Linked DNA regions of Homo sapiens: region 2 is linked to region 1. Evidence: read pairs that join two places in POLR2A ChIA-PET (ENCODE). Cell type or tissue: B cell. All regions are shown on one strand. Region 1 overlaps FLI1 (Fli-1 proto-oncogene, ETS transcription factor). Region 2 has its middle 120 kb from the start of MIR6090.

Region 1 (2,500 bases):
TAGAGCTGCAAGCCAAGCTCTGGGCCTGCCAAGGGCCAATCCAGGTCCTGTCCATCCAAAAGCTAAAGCTCATGGCGCAGCTTCTCCCAATGACTCCCACAGTCATGCCTTGCCCCTGACTTTTTATTGCTGACAGGGAATTCCCTGGGGGACATGACCACTAATTAGAGATCAGTCAGTGATTCAGGCCTTTCTAGATGAAGAGATTCAAAAGCCTTGCCAAAGGGATTGAGGGGGGATATGGCTCACCCAAGATCACACAGCTAGTTCTGGGCAGAGTTTGCACCTCACTTCCCACATTCCATTTACCAGGCCTTGGGGCAAAGCATCTTAGGATCTAACCTCGCTTATTATACCCATCTCCAAGGCAAGCAGAAAGGCAAATCAACAATGACATAAGAAGGGCTTGTCAAGTCGATCCCAATGTCGAAGGAAACAAAAGGTTTCTTTAAAAGGATGAGAAGCTCCCTGCATTTAGGGAACTGGGTTCTGCCTTCTCTGGGCTGAGGTGTTCTGTTCTCTCCCGTTTGCCTCACGGCGTGCAGGAAGCGGGCAGATCCAGCTGTGGCAATTCCTCCTGGAGCTGCTCTCCGACAGCGCCAACGCCAGCTGTATCACCTGGGAGGGGACCAACGGGGAGTTCAAAATGACGGACCCCGATGAGGTGGCCAGGCGCTGGGGCGAGCGGAAAAGCAAGCCCAACATGAATTACGACAAGCTGAGCCGGGCCCTCCGTTATTACTATGATAAAAACATTATGACCAAAGTGCACGGCAAAAGATATGCTTACAAATTTGACTTCCACGGCATTGCCCAGGCTCTGCAGCCACATCCGACCGAGTCGTCCATGTACAAGTACCCTTCTGACATCTCCTACATGCCTTCCTACCATGCCCACCAGCAGAAGGTGAACTTTGTCCCTCCCCATCCATCCTCCATGCCTGTCACTTCCTCCAGCTTCTTTGGAGCCGCATCACAATACTGGACCTCCCCCACGGGGGGAATCTACCCCAACCCCAACGTCCCCCGCCATCCTAACACCCACGTGCCTTCACACTTAGGCAGCTACTACTAGAAGCTTACTCATCAGTGGCCTTCTAGCTGAAGCCCATCCTGCACACTTACTGGATGCTTTGGACTCAACAGGACATATGTGGCCTTGAAGGGAAGACAAAACTGGATGTTCTTTCTTGTTGGATAGAACCTTTGTATTTGTTCTTTAAAAACATTTTTTTTAATGTTGGTAACTTTTGCTTCCTCTACCTGAACAAAGAGATGAATAATTCCATGGGCCAGTATGCCAGTTTGAATTCTCAGTCTCCTAGCATCTTGTGAGTTGCATATTAAGATTACTGGAATGGTTAAGTCATGGTTCTGAGAAAGAAGCTGTACGTTTTCTTTATGTTTTTATGACCAAAGCAGTTTCTTGTCAATACACGGGGTTCAGTATGACACAGAATCATGGACTTAACCCGTCATGTTCTGGTTTGAGATTTAGTGACAAATAGAGGTGGGAAGCTTATAATCTAATTTTAGGAGGACCAAATTCAGTGGATGGCAACTGGAACATTGATTGTAAGGCCAGTGAAGTTTTCACCCAACTGGAATTTGATGGAAAGAAGGTTTGTGTGTTTAAGACGCCAAGGGCATTGCAGAATCCCTCTCAGTGGACAGTATGCACTCAGCTGACCACTCTCTCTAGAAATAGTCAAGATATGAACTAAGAAATTTTAATGCAAATACATACATTCCTGAAAGACGGGGAATTAAATTACTAATTTTTTTTTTTTTTTAAATGATGACAGTGGTCCCAGAACTTGGAAAAGTTGTAGGGATTTCTAAACTCAAGCAGATTCGCAAGTGCTGTGCGCTTGTCAGACCATCAGACCAGGGCCAACCAATCAGAAGGCAACTTACTGTATAAATTATGCAGAGTTATTTTCCTATATCTCACAGTATTAAAAATAAATAATTAAAAATTAAGAATAAATAAACGAGTTGACCTCGGTCACAAAAGCAGTTTTACTATCGAATCAATCGCTGTTATTTTTTTTAATGTAATTTGTACATCTTTTTTCAATCTGTACATTTGGGCTGTCTGTATGTTTTTATAGCTGGTTTTTAAAAAGCATAATATGCCTATAGCTGAAAAGGAAACAGGGCTGTTTAAGTCACTGACTTATGAGAAAGCAAAGCACTGGTACAGTTATTTAACAGGCATACACAAGCAGGGAAAAGATAATCCATTTAGATCTTTAATGCTTTGGAAATGCGTGTAACAGTACTGCAATAATCACAGCTCTGGGAAAAACAACGAAACTTTCCCTTGTGGAGAGGAGGGATTTTCCTGCTCTATATAAGCAACATATTTTTAGACATTAAAATATATATAATTTTGCAGGTAATTGTTGACTTTTTTAACTATATTAAGTGTTAAGCTGACAACTGTCAAAGAAGACCATGTTGTAAAATAATTTGACTAAATAAATGGTTCCTTCTC
Region 2 (2,500 bases), 410 kb before region 1:
TAGTGACAGGAACCATCAGGGAAATGCAAATCAAAATCGAAACGAGATACCACCTAACACCCACAAGGATGACTGGAATCAAAAATATAGACAATAACCAGTGTTGGGGAGGATATGAGAAAATTAGGACCCTGATACATCCTAGTGAGAATATAAGATGGTACAGCTGCTTTGAAAAGTCTAGAAGTTCCTTAGAAGTTTAAACATAGTTACCAAATGACCCAGCAATTCCATGGAGGTAGATACCTAAAAGAAACGAAAACATATGTCCACACAAAAACTTGTAAAAGAATGTTGACAGCAGCTCTGTTCATAATAACCAAAAAGTGGAAACAACTCAAAGGTTCATCAACTGATGAATGGACACAGCTTGTGTGGTACAGAAATATATATATATATATATATATATATATATAATATTGTATATCTATTTATTATGTATTGTATATATCTATGTGTATATATAATCATTTGCACATAACATTTCAGTCAATGACCAACCGCAGTGCTCCCATAAGATGATAATACTGTATTTTTACTGTACCTTTTCTCTGTTTAGATACACAAATACTTTCCATTGTGTTACAATTGCCTACAGTATTCAGTACAGTCACATGCTGTACATGTCTGTACCCTAGGAGCCATAGGCTATACCATATAGTTTAGGTGTGTAGTAGGCTGTACCACCTAGAGTTGTGTAAGTACACTCTAGGATGTTTGCATACTATAATATTGCCTAATGACACATTTTTCAGAATGTATCCCTGTTTTTTTGTTGGTGGTGGTGGTGGTTTTTTTTTTTTTTTTTTTTTTTTTTTTTTTTTTTTTTTGAGACAGAGTTTTGCTCTTGTTGCCCAGGCTGGACTGCAGTGTTGCGATCTCAGCTCACTGCAACCTCCACCTCCCGGATTCAAGCGATTCTCCTGCCTCAGCCTCCCAAGTAGCTGCAATTACAGGCATGCGCCACCACCCCCAGCTAATTTTGTATTTTTAGTAGAGACAGGGTTTCTCCACATTGGTCAGACTGGTCTCGAACTCCTGACCTCAGGTGATCTGCTCACCTCGGCCTCCCAAAGTGCTGGGATTACAGACATGAGCCACTGTGCCCAGCCAAATGTATTCCTGTTTTTAAGTGATGCATGACTACTGTATATGTGGAGGTGGGGAGACAGAAACAGAGACAGAGAGAGAGAGAGAGAGAGAAATACTGAGACCTAGAAAGCTTGAATAACTCATTTCAAGTCAAGAGCAACTTAATGGTAAACTTGGATCAAAACACAAAACACTATTCTTTTTAGTCCTGTATTGTTTCCACTATATCACAATACAGTGTTCAATAGTTCTCTTTAAATCACATACCAGGAGCTAAATTTACTGAAGTATTACAAAACCACCAAATGAGCTTTCACAGGAGACCTAAAAGAGGAAATTAAAGATGCAAATAGTTTAAGAAAAATCTGTGTTTGATTCAGAAACTTAAAACCAGTTTCTTCAAAAACTTGTTAAAAGAGAAAGAAACAGGCATTTTTACCCAAAGAAAGAAATACCATATTCTAGAGATTCACTAAATAATTTTTATGATTCTCTATGCTACTTTCAAGAAACTCTGACTTCAGTTATGTAGACTAAGGTGACAAGAACCATTTATGTAATCAACTGTAATTACATGAAATTCTCTCTTTAGCACATGGTACCCACTGAATGTGGCACAAAAGAGGATATGATCAGTTGATTCAGGATGATGTCATTTCCATGATTCTAAACCAAGAATCTTCAAGAAAGCCTGGGCTGCAAGTTCCAGGGTCAAATTGCAGACTGCTTGCAGAGAGTGGCTCTGCTATTCCAAGAACCTCAGATGGCTCACTGGAGTGATCTGCTTTAGATAGTGTGATCATATGTCTTGAAATTTCCATGACAGTCTTGTTTATACATGTTGCTCCAGAATATTTATTATAGTGCTCTCTTTCACAATCAGAGGTGTTCCGCTTTGAATGGTGAGTTATAAAATAGTTACCCTAGCCATGTGGAGTGTGCTCGCTCACTTAACATTCAACATGCAGTAAGCCACTTTCACACATGGCCCTGTGCTCACGACTTAATAGAGGTTATTAGGCAAACCCAGCTTCACTCTGCTAAAGGTATTTTATTTTAAAATTACTCAAAGCCTGTCTGAATTCCACCCTAACTCCATAACAGACATTGGGTGCCTTCAGGAAATTACTTAGCTTCCCTCTGGTTTATTCATGTTTACTATGAAATGGGAATAATTGCATCAGTCTTACCACACCAGGTAATAAATAATGGTCGAGGAAGTAATTAGGCTTAGAAGCTGGATAGAAACTAAGATGCCTAAGTACTAATTAGGAATACAGCTGAGTAGATTGTGGTTGATGGCCGTCCAAATGAATATGTCACCTCTAATTTCTGCCTTGTTTCTTGTCTTATTTTAATTGTATCTATCTTCTAAGTGTCTTATCTTTACAAAGTACCAATCCTGAAC

What was found. ChIA-PET counts read pairs that join two places held together with the same protein. Peaks named below come from ENCODE experiments on the same cell type or tissue, not always from the same donor. Only the 100,000 strongest peaks of a DNase experiment are listed, where the experiment ranks them.
Region 2: POLR2A ChIA-PET joins it to region 1 with 6 read pairs; 2 of 35 experiments call an interaction of 5 or more read pairs at or near these places.

Annotation. Positions count from the first base shown.
Region 1 is chr11:128,809,914-128,812,413 of GRCh38, forward strand. It overlaps FLI1 (Fli-1 proto-oncogene, ETS transcription factor), which reads left to right. Exons shown (of 9, transcript NM_002017.5): 9 at 546-2,500. The coding sequence ends at 1,075. Among named protein-coding and RNA genes, the nearest start is that of KCNJ1, 56 kb to the right of the region's middle. In B cell, no CTCF peak of the experiment used is centred here; no DNase peak of the experiment used is centred here.
Region 2 is chr11:128,397,555-128,400,054 of GRCh38, forward strand. No RefSeq gene overlaps it. Among named protein-coding and RNA genes, the nearest start is that of MIR6090, 120 kb to the right of the region's middle. In B cell, no CTCF peak of the experiment used is centred here; DNase peaks (open chromatin) are centred at 1,427 and 1,557; H3K4me3 peaks cover 566 bases; H3K27ac peaks cover 1,980 bases.